Linked DNA regions of Homo sapiens: region 1 is linked to region 2. The links are chromatin loops, found by intact Hi-C in ENCODE. Cell type or tissue: heart left ventricle. All regions are shown on one strand. Each heading gives the region's core, and the rest is flanking DNA. Links, peaks and the distances in the headings are about the cores only. Region 1 overlaps SYN3 (synapsin III). Region 2 holds the start of LOC107985545 (a long non-coding RNA gene).

Region 1 (8,335 bases), core at 188-8,187, 78 kb before region 2:
AATTACTTGTGTAGTTTGTCAGTCTTTAGCACAACGAAATCCAATTGACCAGAACATTTTGGTTAGATTGCACTTAGCTATGACTAAATTTTTACTGTTATTATTCTAGTTTCTTTGTGAATGTCTCAACTTTACTGCATCATTAAACTTTAAATTCGATTTTGATAATAAGAATATTTTATAAAATTTTTCAAACAACTGCAATATTCACACAGGAACTATGGTACTCTTAAAACCACTGTCATTTTTTTTTCTAATTTTAATTCATACCCAGTTCTTTCAGGATTGCTAAAGACAATGGCACTTTGATTTTAATTAAGTACTTCATTTGAAAGCCATGACTAATAAATGTCAAATGCTAAAGGTTAACATATGTTAAGTGGATATCAGAAGATCTTTTGTAACACGAAAAGAATTCAGGTCTGAGGGCTCTTAGTTTCAGAATCACTGATAAATAGTGCAGACAAGATAGGTGAAAAATAACTACCTTAATTTAGATGCTTCTATTTATTTATTTATTTGAGACGGAGTCTCACTCTGTGGCCCAGGCTGGAGTGCGATCTCGGCTCACTGCAAGCTCCGCCTCCCGGGTTCACACCATTCTCCTGCCTCAGCCTCCCGAGTAGCTGGGACTACAGGCACCCGCCACCACGCCCGGCTAATTTTTTTGTATTTTTAGTAAAAACAGGTTTTTACCATGTTAGGCAGGATGGTCTCGATCTCCTGACCTCGTGATCCACCCGCCTCAGCCTCCCAAAGTGCTGGGATTACAGGCATGAGCCATAGCGCCTGGCCGATGCTTCTATTACTTTATTTTTATCTTGGGAATCAATGAGCTCAACAATGGATTAGACATTCCTGTCACTAAGTCTCTACGCTTCAGAAGATAATACGTAAATAATTAGATTTGTTGTTTACTGTCTACATTGTCCATATCTATTATGTGTTACCAAAATATTGAAAATAAATACATGAATTTATTCCTGAAAGAAAATCAAGAAAATACTTAAATCACACACACAAAAATAAGTTCCTCAGTATGGTTTTCTTTGTGTTTTTTCTTCTTATTTCAGGTTCATTGAGCTTCTTGGGTTTAAAATTTCCATTGTTTGGAAACATTTTTTTCATTAATATTTTCATAATTTTTTCTGTACTCCCCTCTCTTCTTCTGGGATTCCAATAACACATAATGTCAGACTGTTTGCTATTGTTCCACAGCTCACTGCGGCACTGTTTGTTTTGTTTTGTTTTTCTGTGCTTTATATTGGGTAGATTCTATTGCTACAGCTTCAACTTCAGTTGTCTTCTATAGTATATAATTTGCATTTAATTTCACTTAAATGTATTTTTCATTTCAGATATTATATGTTTTATCTCTATAAATTCTATGAGCATCCTTTTACATCTTTAACCTCTTTCTTCATCAGCTTCATGTTTTTCTTTATATCCTTGGACATATTTGTAAGACTTAATAGCAGCTTTTTAATGGTCCTTGTCTACAAATTCAACCTTCTTATAATTTCTTGATCTGATTCTGTTGATTCATTTTTCTCCTGGTTATGGGTTATATTTTTCTGCTTTCTTACATACCTGGTAATTTTTTACTGGATGCTGGGTATTGTGATTTTTATGTTCTTAGGTGGTGGATTTTGTTGTGTGTATTTCAAGAATACTAGATTTTGTTCTGATGAGCAGTTAAGTAATTGCATCAGTGGGAGGGCAGTTTCTGTAACAGCTAATTATTCATGGATGGAATCACAAGTCCTCATTGAAGCTTTTTAAGCAAGAGTGTGACTCAATCAACTGTGTGTGTTTCTTTAAAAATCAGTCTTATTATTACTCTGCAGAGAACAGATTAGAAACAACAGTGGATTCTAGAAGGCTAATTCTGAGTCTGTTGAGAAAAGTGATCATGTTGACTTGCTTTCAGGGAAGCAGCAGTTAAGATGGGGCATATTTAAAATATGTTTAGAATTTATAGGACTTAGGGATTGATTGAATGAATATGAGGAGTTAACGAGGGAGAAGTAGTTATCGAGGATGATTCCCATTTCTGGAATGAGCAACTGAGTAAATGATGGTGTCACTTATTCTAACAGAACAGTGGAAATTTGGGGTGAAAAACCATGAGATCTGTTTTGAAGATGCGTTACCTATGAGACATCCAAGTGGTTGATGTTAGGCAGGCTGCTGGTCTGAAGTTCAATACAGAAATCTGGGCTGAGGCTGCTTCCTATTACATGGTGTTTAAAGCTATTTTTCATTTACAGCCTAGAAGCACTGGCCATATGAGTGCTTGTCTAATCCCCTAGAATTGTGAGGTCTTAGAGGGCTGGCTTGATGTGTTTTCCTCTTGTGTTGGCTGATGCATTGGTTGGCACGTGACCGGTGCTTAGTGAGTGTTTATGAAAGGGACAATAGCTGTTGGGGACTCCTTTTTTCATGTTTCTGAGTTTCCCCTTGCCTCCTGGTTGTCTAAAATGTTGCCTTAAATTTCATTGTTCTTGTTTGTTTTTCTAGTCCAGGCAGACTTTTCAAATTAGCATGTTAGTCATTTGTGGAGGGTCATGACCCTCCCTTGTTTACAATAGGGCCGTATTATGTCAGCTCAGAGATCCTATCCTGGAGCTGGAGTTGGGACCAGATAATGCAGGAGCCACATCCCTTCCAGGGAGGCTGCTGTCCAAGGCTTGGGCTACTTGGGCAAAATCTCTCAGATTCCCAAGGGATACTTTAAGCCTGTGGAATTTCACAGACTTCACATGAGCTTAAGACTCTTATAGTCTCCATAGTCAATCCCTGAGTTAACCTGAAAGTTGCCCAAAGGAGGGAGGAGTCAAGCCTATTTTAAAAAGAGGAAGCATCTGAAAGCCTTGGAATTCAGAGACCGTATACAAAATTTCAGGCAGAAATTTTCGATTGTTGGAACAAGCTTTGTTCTAGGAGCAGAGAACCTGAGTTCCGGGCCTGAGATTCATTGTATAATATTGAGAGAACAACTTCCCTTCTCTGGTCCCATTATCCCCCATCTAAAACTAAGAAGATTGGATTCGATGACCTCAAAGTGCTCTTCTATTTATTACATTCAGAGGAATTCTATGTCCTGGGCGGTATGAGTCATAGACCTTGCCTCAAGGTGCTTAAAATTCTAGAACTGAGATGAGAGGTAGACTCTGATATTCCCATTAAGACAGACACCCTGTTTCCTACAAATGCACTTGTATACAAATCTCTCTAGAGGAGAGGCCCTGTAGATGAAAAACAGAATCTTACTTTGGACTTCACAAGTAAAACAGCTTTTAGAATTTTACAGCTTTATCCAGAAATGAATCTTGTATCTTTTTTGTCTATCCTCATCTTTTGAAGGTAAACAAATTGGGCCCCGAGAGCAATGTGACTTGGTCAAGGTCACACAGTGAGTCCATGGTAGAGCCTAACTCAGCACCTACCCCCATCCCTGCACACACACCACCCTAAATCTCATCAAAACTGTTTCTCCACCACTCTCTCCCTTTTGGCACCACCTCCTGTCTCTGCAAGCTCTGCTGTCTCTGCAGTGGAACATTCCTGCACAGAGGGGATTAAAAGAGCAGGGGTGGAATGCTAAGCCTCCCTGCCCATTGGCAAGAGCATTTCTCCTGAACTGAGCCCAGCAGGGTTCAGGGGAGCCCAACGGCCCATGTGGAGGTCTGGGTTGTCAGAACCAACTTCAGCCTACATGCCAGGGGCTGTCCACACCCTGCCCTCCATCACGTAAAGCCCCCCAAAACAAGTACTCCATGGTGGGGGCACTGTGGAGTTTGGGTGTTGTCCTGGAGTCTTTCTGGGCCAACTCTGTCAATGTGCTCCGCCAAGCTCAATGGAGCCACTGGAGACCCTGGGCCAAGCTCTGTGGGAAGCCCGGCCAAGTTTCAGAGCGTCTAGCGCCAAGGCTGAATGTCTGGTTCAGTGGAGAGTAAGTCCAGATGTTTGTCTCCGGTCAATCTCTTATTGGCTTTCTAACTTTGGACACGGATGACCTACTGGGGCCTCACAACCTTGGGTAGATAAAATGAAGATGATGTGTCACCCCCCCATCCTGGAACACATTATCTACCCTCCTCCATCTCATGCCACTGAGTACTTGCAGAAATTAATGTCCCATATCTTCTTCAAGTACAGAGAAGATAAATAGTATTTACTTCCTACAGTTAGCTCTCAGTTAATCACCAAAGAGTGATATTAAGGGTATATAGATGCTCTAAAATTCTTTCAATAACAATGTGTATTTCCAATTGCATTTACTAACTACCTAAAATGATTCTGGAGCTTTGCTAGGTACTAAGGATAACAGAACTAATAATCCACCATCATTGCCCTTTACAGACTTTCTAATGATGAAGAAAAACAAACAAGAGTTATTATTTATAAAACACTAGCTTTTAAGGAGGTAGGTCCTTCAAACAACAACAACAGCAAAAAAAACACTTTGCCACATTTTTGGGTTTGGAATGTGGGGCTTCCACATCTGGGGCAAGGATGAATTGTTCTGTGAAAGAAACGGTAAGAGATTTTATGGGAGATGAACAGGTAGAGAATAGAGTGGATATAAGTTGGCAGAACTTTGTACACAATTCTGATAAGGTAAGAGTGATAGAGAAGCTCTGGTTAGCATCTCAGCCAAAGAAACGGGGGAGAAAAACCATGATCAATAGAGATTCATGCAGATATGTGATGTCAAACCCCTTCAGACCCCACCTTGAAGTTGTCAGTAGAATCTACTGTGTGAATTTTTTCTGAGGAATGTGAAGAGGTGCAGAGTTCTATATACTTCAGAACTTGAAGCCAAGGCAGGGTGTATCAGTTATCTATTGCCACAATAATAGTGTTTAACCAACAACCCCCAAACCTCTACATACAACAAACAATAAGTGTTTATTGCTCATGAATCTGGGGTCAGCTAGGGTTGACTCTTCTGATCTTGCCTGGTCTTGTTCACGTAGCTGGGGGCCACCTAGATGTCAACTAACTTAGAATGGCCCGGGGGACTGGGCATCTCAGCTCTGCTCCGTGCATCTCTCTTGCTCCAGCAGGCTAGCTCAGGCATGCTCTCATGCTGATGGCAGAGTATCAAAGTTCAAGCAGAAATGTGTGAGTGCTTGTTCAAGTCTGTATTTGCTTCAAATCCCACTGGCCAGAGTCAGTCAAGTGACCAGACTCGGAATCAAGAACTAGAAAAATATACGTTGCCTGTGAATGTGAATGCACAGTGACTGATAGCATTCCAGGTGGTGGCTGTTCTATCAGCCTCAGGATGACTTGAAGCAGAGTCCCCAGCTGACCCTCAGTGAACATATTGCATCATCAAGAATAGACTTTCTTTGTTTTAAGACATGGGATTTGGGGAATTTGGTACTTTTGTAAACCTAGCCAACCTAGCCTATCATTACTGATACAACCATCTTATATGGATTGCTTATCAACGTGCCAGGCATTACATTATGTACATTTGGCATTTATTCATTCAAAAAATATGGAATGCCTCTTACATGCCTAGAATTGAACTCAGTTCATCCTCATAACAACCCAACAGGATAGATATAATTATCTCAGTGTTATGAATGAAGAAACTGAAGCTCAAATTGCTTACATAATGTGTCCAAAGTCATACAGCCAGTAAATGGCAGAGCAGGATTTAAACACAAGTCTGTTGGATTCCAGTGATCATGCTCTGAGCTCCTTCATTCTACTCCATTTCTGTTGATGTTTCCTCCTGAGGACTCTCTATTTTAGAAAAGTAACTTGCCACTGTAGGTGGATTTTAATAGAGTGGCCCACTTAGATCAGGGCATTTAAAGCAGGAGAGGGTCTCCTCTTGGGCAGGCTCCTTCATACATGTTCGATCCACATCCTAGTCCCACTTAATGTCCATGACTTTTAACACCAGCTGGAGTGATAGGGCAGCTGGCTACCTTACCAGTGAGTTATGGTTCTGTGGACAGAGAGAGATTTTTCTTTCCCCAGTGTCTTTCCCCAAGCTGCAAGGAGGACATTGTTAAACGGTTGGGCAGCAGGAAGCAGGCTGCACCACAGGCAAAGCTAGAATGAAATTTCATTCTGGGGAGAGGTAAATCAATGCTGGAGACAGGAGACACAAGCCTTGAGCCAAACCATGATAAGAAGGGGAAACAGAGAAAAAAGAATGGAGCCATCCTGACAATTCCTCCTTTCTCCTACAGAGAGGAGAGAGAGGGGATAGGAAGAGTAAGTTGAGAATAAGGAAGGTGGGAAGAGCCGTTTTCACCCACTCAGGACAGGAATGCATTCATTTTTTCATCCAAGAAACATTTATTAAGCATCTGCTCTGTGTCAGCCATCATGCTGGGTGCTGGAAAATAGAAAACAAGTTAAGTCATGGTCCCCATTTAGAGGAGATCACAGATGGGTGGAAAAGACATACTTGTAAACAAGTTAAAAGATGTTTACTGTACTCCCTTCTCTGAAACCCACTGAAAGCAACAAAAAGAATGAAAATATAACAGAAAATTCCATCTTCAATACAACTAGAAAATGGCTATGGGCTAAGATGATTAACTGCTCACCACAGTTCATTCCTGTCTTTCCATAATAGAGAGGAGTGGGTAAGGAACAATTGCCCAGGCAGGGACCACATTTCTCAGCCACTCCTTTGCATTTAGTTGAGCCATGTGATGAGTTCTCAAAGCTGGAATGTGAACAGATGTGATCTATGTCACTTCTGGGCCAGCATGGTCAAGAGATGGGAACACCTTCTCTACTCTCTCTCTTTGCCCTTCCCCTAGTAGAATTCAGGGTACTCCAAGACCCCTCAAAAGAGAAGGAGCCCAGTCCTCTGACTCACCATATGGCATCTACCTGCTGACCAGGAACATCAGCACTGGACCCTTACACTAGTGAGAAATGAATATATAACATGTTAAACCATTGCAATTTGGAGGTGTGTTCAGTTGTTACAGAAGCTAATATTACTCTAAAGAAAACAGGCTAAAACCCATATCTGCCACATTCAGTGAAGTTTGGGTTTCATCAGAGGAAGACAAAAAGAGGAGTCCTATATGTTACCAGATTTTCTTGAAAGTAAGATAAAAGATCCCTAAAGGCTGAATAAATAATCATTTATTGGAGAAAAAAAAAGGAAAAGAGAGGTAGGTGAGTCATAGAAGAGTAAAGTTCCCTGTAGTGACTCATTTCTATAAGGCAAAGGGCAAGGGAGACAGGGCTGTGGATAGGAAGGCACTATGTGGATAGCCAGTAGTACAAACCCTGACCTCCATTGCTTAAATGTCTTAGAGGTGAGGTGGAAGAGAAAGGGAGCAGCAGTCAGCCTTGCAGCTTGTCAGCAGAAGAGATGCATAAACATTAAATGGCCAGTCAGAGGACCCATGAATCTGTGGGGCTTTCTGGTGACCCACACTGACCTCATACTCATGGGAATGCTTCAAAACCTGGGGGAAATGTGTCCCCAGGGAAGAGCATATCTGATAAATTCTGAGACACCAAACTCAAATGGAATCTGCTGGTAGCCCCAGCTTGACTCCATCCCTGAGAAAATAACAGAACACAACAAGACGTTTCCAAAGTAAAACTACAAACAAGCAGACAAGATCTAACATGGGATGAAAAAATGAAAATGATAATGAAAGCCATTACAGAGGAGAAAATTAGCATCAGCAGAATGTGGGATTTATTCAGTTGATAATAGAGTCAGTAACATAGTAAGAGTTTTTTAATGAAAGAAAAGGAGAAATAATAAAAACAATGAAATAAAATAATGAAAAATACTTAGGAAATATGAATATGCATGCTGGACATTCCTAAAGAAAGGAACAGAGCAATAAGACAGAAACATATTCAAAGATATTATAAAAGAAAACTTTTCTGAACTAAAGAAATGCCTCTACAGAATTAAAAGTGGTCTTAATATACCATAGAACTTTGACGGAGAATGTTCAGTCAAAATTCTGAAGGAAAAATAAAGCTGGCCTCCAACTTCTCTTTATCCTTTAGTGCCAAAAGGAACAGGTACAAAATTCTGAAGCTATTGTAACAAACACATTTCAAATTTAAAAGCCAGTCTGGTTGACTTTCATGTATAAAGTAGCTGAAAGACATTCACCAGCACAGACTCAGAGAAAATAGCGCATGGAACTCATAAGTTCAATAGAGGAGGTGGACAACTTGATAATGAAATCTAGTCCCCCCAAAAATATATAGTCATTTCTCAGTATCCATAGAGGATTGGTTCTAGGATCCCCACACATACCAAAATCCATGCATACTTTAGCACCTACAGTTGGCCCCTTGAAACCCGTGGATA
Region 2 (8,335 bases), core at 233-8,232:
AGAGTACTGTTGGACAGGTCCCTACAGGTGTTAGATGGTAGGAGTTATGGAGAGGTGGCCCAGGGGAGAAGCCAGTACAGCTAAGGTGGCAGGAAGTCTTCCCGGTAAATGACTACCAATGAGATGAAAGTATTTCAATAGCCTGACAATGGGTATGACCGGGCAGGTGTGTATCCACCGACCATCAGTTCAGCCCTCCTCAGAATGCTGCTCATCCTGGGGACTGCAAGGCAGACCCAGATGCTGGCAACAGGTTTGAAAGTGACCCCCCACCCAGCCTCTGGGGACTTCCCCAGCAAGCCCAATTCACTCCAGAGCCCCCAACCCAGGCCTCCCTGGGCATTGGCAGAGAACAGGCACCGTTCCAAACCCTGACTTCATGCTGACCACCAAATCCCCAAGCCAGGGAGGGAGCGATGATGTCACTGTCCCCATGTTTCAGAAAAGCAATAACCGGACTCGGAAGAGGATCAGTTTTCAAGGCAGAAGTCCAAACAGTTGATCTTGGCAAGGGCCTCCGAGGATTGCCTCATAGAAGGAGAGGGCTGGCATGCTTGTGAGCATCGTTTGTTATGAGCTGGGAGGCAGCGGTGTCCTTGGACTCAGGAGAACCTTGGGGACCCTGTCAAGATGGAGAATGTCGAATCTGAAACAAATGGGCATTGGTGTCCTCGATTCCCGTCAGAACCCTCTTTTATGGTGGGAGGGGACACCTCGGCACTCACAGAGAAGCGTTTTTCCGACAGAGTTCAGCCACCCCACCCTGGACCCAAGTCCCCTCTTATTATTAGAAAAATGCCATCAGTTTCCTCAATTTGAATAAGTCCTATGAAGATGGAGTTTTGTTCACCACTGTATCCACAACATCTCATACAGAGTTAAAGAAATCAATAAATATTGGCTGAATGAATGGCAAGGAGAGGAATGGAGTGGGAAGTGGCACGTCTGGATTCCAGGGATCCAGGAGCATATCCAGGTTTGCCAGCTAGGCCTGCAGGCCAGGCAGGGCAGGCAGGTTGGGGTTATGGGAAGACCGCCATTGATTGCTGGAAGTGCACAATACATATTTTCAAAAACTTGGCCAGGCATAGTGGCTCATACCTGTAATCCCAGTGCTTTGGGAGGCCGAGATGGGAGGATCACTTGAGCTCAGGGGTTCAAGGCCAGCCTGAGCAACATAATGAGACCCCATCACTACAAAAAATAAAACATAAAATAGTAGCCAGCTGTGATGGCATGCATCTGTAGTCCCTTGGCCTACTACGGAGACCAAGGCAGGAGGATCACTTGAGCCCAGGAGTTTAAGACTGAAGTGAGTAATGATCATGCCCCAGCTGTCCAGCCTGAACAACAGAGTGAGATCTTGTCTCCATTGAAAAAAAAACTATGACAAAAAAAAAAGCAAAAACTATCCTTTGACAATCTGTGACAACTTTCTCTCCCTGGGGTTCACAATCTCACTTTCATGCTCCTTCCATTAAAGTCTGATCCCTTTTTTAAATAGCTGTTTGGCTAATCTGTTGTGGTAGACACTGTTGAAAAGGCCCCACTTTCGGAAAATGTGTTCAGGAGGAACAAGTCTCCCTCGCCCCTCCCTCCCCTAAACTACACTTCTGCTGTGCTCTCAAATGAGCTCAGTCACATCTCTGTCCCTGAGCATGTCATGTCCCCTCCCTGGGCTTCAGTTTCCCCTTCTACATAAAACACAAGCTAAACTAGAAACATCCTGTGTCCTTAACTTGTAGGAAGAGTGTCTCAGCCCCCTTTAAGAAAACGAAGCTTGAAGCCTCTCCCTGCAAAAATCCAATTCCTCACTAGTACAGAGAAACTTTTTTTTTTTTTTTTTTTTGCATCCGATTTCTGGAGATCCACAGCCCCTTTGCAGCTCAACAAGGGAACCCAGGGTCAGAGTCTTTTGGACTTGCTAATCTGGAAGCCCCTCCCAGCTCTGACTTTCTGGAATGTTAACCGAAGTGTGGCTGTGAGAAAACACATTCCAGCTGCTCTCCTCTGAGGCCAGCGCTGGGCCTCCCCCTCAGCTGCCCCTCAGGAAGGAAGCAGCCCTGGGCTTCACTAATGGCCCCAAATTCAGCCCCCAGTTTCCTCAAGACCCAGGTCCCAAATCAATAAAGGTAGGCTCCATGGAAATGAGGCAGGATGCAGAAGGAAATCCAGGCAGCTCGACCTCAAAGGAATTTCCTTTTCCTTGCCTCTCCTTCCAGTTCTGTCTTTCAAGAGTTTGATAGAGGTGGGAACGGGGATTTGAGAATTTTCTTTTCAACTGAGGCCCAGAGGAGGAGGTGGAGATGGGCCACAAGATAGAGAGGTCAGGGTTGGGGAGACAGGGCAGCGGACAGTGATGAATGTGGGTGGGGCCTTTGTGCATTCTCCAGGACAAAGTGGACTTTTCCAGTCGGCTGGTTTTCGAAAGCTATTTACGAAGCTGGACTAATCCAGCCCAGCTGTGCGGACTGTAAGCAAACAGGGCCTTTTGTGGGGTTCAGATTCCCCACCCCTAGCCTGTACTTACAGAGCTCACTCCACCCTTCCTGTAGGGGAGGAAATGAGGTGCCCAGGTCAAGCAGAAGAGTTATATCAGGAGTTATACCTATCTGTCACCATCCTCAGCCCCACCTCTGGGGACCCAGCAAGGCTCACCTGGGCATTGGGATGGACACATAGATCTGAGTCAGGAGGCCTGCTCTTCCACTTCTTAGCTGGGTGAACGTGAGTGAGTCTCTTAATTTCTCTGAGCCTCAGTTTTCCCCTCTGTGAAATGGCCATATTACCTAACTTCGAAATGCTGCAGGCAGCGCTTAACAGAGGAGATTCCATAATGTCTTTCTCCCTCTCTCTGAAATAGAGATTAGCACATAGGGAGACCTTGGGTGAGGTAGGTAAAAGGCACCCCCTGTAAGGGAAATTTGGGAAAGGCAGCACTCGCTTCAGGCCGAGAAGCAGTTCCCAGCACCAGGTGCATTGCTTGGCAAGATCTGCCTTTTCTCACCCCCAAGCCCAGGGCTCCTGTGCAGACCAGCACCCACACAGCACATGTAAACAGCAGTCACAAAATCCAAGCTGTCCTGCCCACCCTCCATCTGAGATGGTTTTTCTTTTAGAGCCCCAGTCTTTCAGTGAATCATTATCCCCTCTAAAATGCCTAATAAGGGGTAAAATTGGAGCATACGTTCCTGGTTCATTCCTGAAGTCACTGGGGTGATGAGATCATGAAGTCACAGGTCAGCGAGGCCCCTAAAATGGAAAAAAAAAAAAAAAAGGCAAAAGTTACCAGGACCAGCTTTACCTGGCCCTCAGCGTGGTTCTAGCCTGCCTGACCCTCCTAAAGCTGCAGTACCATCATTTAACACAAGTGGCCCAGCAAAGGGAGACTTCCCTGACTGGAGCTGCTCTCCTGGTGAGCCCAAGGGAGCATGGAGGGATCTGGTGTAAATGTCTTACATGGTCATGTGCTCTTGCTCCAGAACCCTTCTGCATTAGCAGTCCACACCAGGAGTCTCTAGCTGTTGACCAACTTCAGCCATCAAAAGTGTTTTGTTGGTCAGGTGCGGTGGCTCACACCTGTAATCCCAACACTTTGGGAGACCGAGGTGGGTGGATCATGAGGTCAGGAGTTCGAGACCAGCCTGGCCAATATGGTGAAACCCTGTCTCTACTAAAAATACAAAACTTAGCTGGACTTGGTGGCGCGTGCCTGTAGTCCCAGCTACTCGGGAGGCTGAGGCAGAAGAATCCCTTGAACCCGGGAGGCGGAGGTTGCAGTGAGCCGAGATAGTGCCATTGCACTCCATCCTGGGCAACAGAGTGAGATTCCGTTTAAAAAAAAAAAAGAGTGATTTGGGTTGTGAAGCTTCTTAAAACAATTTGAACTCAAGTTTGAAAATTAGGTAAGTTCATATCCAAAAATGCAGGCTTCCGGGTTCTCTTGAAAATTGAGAAGATCTGGCAATTTGGGGCCCTCTTTCTTTTAAGACAACCATTGACCCACTGAAACCAGGTATATGCTCCTTATTTTGCCCCAGTCCCCACCACTCCAGGTTGTTCCCCCATACTGAGGCTGCTGGTTGGTTGGCCTTATCGTTAGGAGAAAAGAAAATATGTCTTATTTACCTTGTCTATACCAAAAGTGAAGAAACAAAAGGCAAACTGAGAGGATTCAAGGAAAATGGAAGCCACAAGATTTCCCTGTGGAAGTAGAGAAATATGCCTTTCGTGATTCATATATGTATTAAAAAAAAAGTTTTTGGAGTACACTGGCTCTCTTCACTCAAAGCCCCTGAAGGCATTCACTTTTGACACCATATTCTAAACCTTTCTTTTGTAAAGAACCATGGCATTTTCAAGCTAGAGGCAATCTTAGAAGTTTGAAATTTTTTCCAACCAGATTTAAGATCTTTAAGGTTTATGTATCGGTTAGCTATTGGTGTGTAACAAACCACCCAAAAACTCAATGGCTTAAAATAATAAGAATGTATTATTGCTCACAAATCTATGAGTCAGCTAAGTGGCACTTCTAGTCTCAGCTGGTCTTATTCATCCATTGGTGGTCAGTTGTGGTCATGTCGGTAGCTCTGATCTTGGCTGGGTTCTCTCCTGTGTTTGGAGGTCAGCTGGCTGTAAGCCAGTCCTGGCTGTTCTCATCTGAGATGAGTAGGCACTCTTCCACGTATTCTCTCATCTTCTAGCCAACTAACCCAGGCTAGTTCACAAAATGATTACGGGGTCCCAGAGAGAGCTGAAACATGCAATGTCTCTGGGGACCTAGGCAGAACTGGGACACTTCTGCTGCACTGCCTTGGCCAAAGAAAGTCTCAAGGCCAGCCCAGATTCAAAGGGTGGGAAAACAGATGCCTTCTCTTGGTGGAAGGAACTGCATAGTCATGTTGTAAAGGTCATGGACACAGGAAAGTCAGTAATTGATACTATCAGTGCAATCAACCTAACATGAGTTGGGACTGTGTCTGATGCTATGGGAGCCTCTATTTTCCAAACCAAAATTTGAGATTTAAGGGCTCATAGTGTAACACAGTATTTCAAATGGGTTTGTCCTAGACCCTCCAGAATGAATGTTCACATTTATTCCTCCACATCACTCTAGCACAGTCTGACCCAGTGACCTCCACTGTTGATTATCTGACCCAATTCAAAACCTGGTATTTCAGAACAGGGGTGGAACTCCTATGTACATTTTGGGATCAAAGGCTGGTATTTATTAGCAGGCTATGAACTTTATAGGATTTCAGGTCTATGTGCCATTTAAATTAATCACTTTTATTTTACAAATGAATAAATTAAAATCCAGTGGTAAAGCGACTTAGCCACGATCATATGGTTAGGTAGGCCAGTGCTGTCGGACCTCAACGTGTTCATGAATCACCTAAGCATGCTGTGAAAATGCAGAATCTGAGCAGCCGGTCTGGGGTGGGGCCTGAGAGTCTGCATTTCTAACAAGAGCCCAGGTGATGCTGATGCTGCTGGCCCTGCAACCAAATGCTCAATATTAAGGCTCTGGACCTCACAGATTCTATAGAGAGGAGGTCACAGGTAGAAACACCTGCATTTAGAGTCCTCTCTATTATTTTGCAGTCCTTCAGCTTAGACCCATTTTACCAGTGGGTAAACTGAGCTTCACAAAGAAAGTGTTGGCATTGGATCTACTCCCTGAGGTTTTACAGAAGGGGGCCCAAGGTCCTCCATCACCAGGCAACTCCTAGAGAGCTGAGCTTAAGGAGCTGTGGCCCACTTTGAACTTTCAGCTGTTCAAGGTAGGGGCTTCCTTTCCTGCTGAGACCTTGGGCTGTGGGCCATCTTTTCACTTGTTGCGGACTCAGCTCATGATGTTGTCCCAGGGGTCTCTAAGTCCCAGGGCCTGAGATTGTCTGGTTAGTGATTTAGGAGCTTGGCAGCCTCTCTTGTTCTATTATGCAGCCTCTGAACATTCCGTCCAAAGGCCTTCTGGCACGCCACACATTTTCAGAATGAAAGGGGGGAAAATGAACATTGCCCTTGCTCATTTGCCTAATTTAAAAGCATCTAGAAGCTTTTTTTAGAAGGGGGAAAGAAACACCATCCATCTGAAATGGAGGAAGCACCTCATCAAGGAGCCAAGAGAGATGTGGAGACATAAGTTTCGAGGGCTGACACATTCATAGACAAACCTTGTGCCCGGTTTGTTTGTTCCCATCCACTTTCAGCTTGGAAACCACTGCCTTTTTGGAAGCTCTCGTGCTGGGAGGAAATTGCTTTTTCCTAAGGGGAGACCTGAACCCTCCTCGCCCCACTCAGGCATCAGTTTCCTACAATTTCACACGAGCTCAGTTTGGCTCCCGAACATTTATTGAGGGGCTACTCTACGACTCTGTGTCAGGCACTGTGCTGGATCTGTCCGTTCGATCATCAAAGATTTAGTGGTTAGGGAGAGCCCTGTGCTATACATTTCCGTATTCACTTAACAGTGGTTTATTACCAGGCGTCATGCCAGGCTCCGGGGATAAGAAGGGACTGAGATAGGCGTGATGTGGCTACACCTAGTCTAGCCAGAGAGAGAGTCACTAAGTGATCCTTATTGATGTATTGCAATAAGGAATTACTTATTGTGATAAGTAATCACAATAGAGTGCCTACTACTAAGGCAGATAGAAGAGGTCTTGCTCCAGAAACAGCATAGAGGAGAAGGCAGGTCGCCCACCTAGACTCGCAGCTGACAAGCTCTCCTCAAGCCTCGGGCAGGGTCCTCTCCCTGACCCCAACCCCTCCTCTCCCTAACCCTGCCTCCCTCACACACACCCCTTCCATCTTCCAGGCACCAGCCAGAGAAGAGTTCTTTCTTAAATGAGAATCTAATGGTGTCATTCCCCTACTAAAAATTCTTTACTGGGCTTCCCACTATTTGCAGGATTAAGTCCAAACTTCTCAGAATAGTTTACGAGGCTTTTTACAATTTGGCTCCAAATCTACCTTTCAGCCCTGGGTCCCACCCCGCTTCCCCATCATTCATCCTTCTCTCTCCCTATACTGAATATCCTGAGCTCCACGGGATGACTCAGAACAAGGGGCTCTCTCTCTTTAAAAAAAAAAAAAGAAAAAAAAAGATGTGTCATGGAAATGTTCAAATGTAAGCAAATGCAGAGTCAGTGATGTGAGGCGCCTCCGTATTCCCATTGCCCAGTTCCAGGACGTGCCCAATCTCATCACCTCCACGTCCCCACCCATCCCCGCTCCAAACCCCACACTGGATTATTTTAAAGCCAATCCAAGACACCATGTCCTTTCATCTGAAAATACTTCAGCATGTATTTCTGACAGATGAGGAGGGTCCTTCTTTTTTTGTTGAGGCTCCAAGTTTGTTGGGGGCAGAATAACTGAATTTGTGGTACAGCTTTAATGTGCACGTTTAACAAGCCAATGTTTTTAACACACACCCACATCCATACACACACGGCGTAGTGATTGTATGTCTGCCCTCATTTGGAGAGACCATTGAGGAATCTCTATTTGAGGCCCTTCTTAAACGTGAAGCCTTGGCCAGCCCTTCCCTCCCGCAGCGCCTTCCATTGACCTTCCATCCCTGTGGTTGGCCCTGTTTCCTGAATCCTCCAACCACTTTCACACCTTTGGGCCTTGTGTCCTTTGTGGCCACTTCTGCCTGGAACGTCCTTTCCTCTGTTGGGCACACTCCTGCATGACCAGCAAAGCCCAGTGCAAATTTCCCCTATGCACTGTCCATGATACCTCTTCCAACAACCTCCTGTCCTCCACAGGTCATCACTCACTCTTCTTTGCTTCTATAGCATTTTTTCTTCGTAATTCTCCTGAATGTTGATATTTCTGAGTTGAAATCATTTGCTTACAGATCTGCTGCCCCCACCAGCCTGGGAACCCTTCGAGGGTAGGGTCTGGGTCCTTTCTGTGTCCCCCAGAGAGGCGATCTGGTCCCCAAGCATGGATTCTGGCTTCAGCCTTGCCTGGACAAGCTATTGAATTGAGTCTCAGTGGTCTTGTTTGTGAACTAGGGATGCTATTATACTCAGCACTATGACAGGCCTCTCGTGTGGATTCAGTGCCCTGTGTCTGTGCGGCTACTGTGGCCCGACTGCCACAAGGAGACACTGAACAATTGTGACCTTCATCACCAGGTGTCAGCAATGACTCCTCCCTCAAAGGGGCCCCTCAGCCAGAGACATGTCCGTCCTTAGCATAAGGCCCTAGTCGTGTTTGGGCCCTGGTCGTTTTCCCCTCTGTCAGAGACCCTGGAAGTTTCCTGGCTGGTCCTGGGCCACTGAGCCTGCAGTAAAGGACCATGGACCAGCTCGCCACC

Evidence for each region. Hi-C counts contacts between places; a loop is a spot of excess contacts. Peaks named below come from ENCODE experiments on the same cell type or tissue, not always from the same donor. Only the 100,000 strongest peaks of a DNase experiment are listed, where the experiment ranks them.
Region 1: it touches region 2 in a loop (3-fold over the local background); 5 of 110 quality-filtered maps call a loop at or near these places.

The regions. Positions count from the first base shown.
Region 1 is chr22:32,694,656-32,702,990 of GRCh38, reverse strand. The region is part of intron 6 of SYN3 (synapsin III); the gene reads left to right. Among named protein-coding and RNA genes, the nearest start is that of TIMP3, 100 kb to the left of the region's middle. In heart left ventricle, for the core only: no CTCF peak of the experiment used is centred there; a DNase peak (open chromatin) is centred at 3,880; H3K27ac peaks cover 3,807 bases.
Region 2 is chr22:32,616,240-32,624,574 of GRCh38, reverse strand. The region is part of intron 6 of SYN3 (synapsin III); the gene reads left to right. It overlaps LOC107985545 (a long non-coding RNA gene), which reads right to left and starts at 3,047. Exons shown (of 3, transcript XR_001755504.2): 1 at 2,659-3,047; 2 at 1-622. RefSeq lists an enhancer at 7,941-8,335. In heart left ventricle, for the core only: no CTCF peak of the experiment used is centred there; DNase peaks (open chromatin) are centred at 2,021, 2,368 and 4,634; H3K27ac peaks cover 6,673 bases.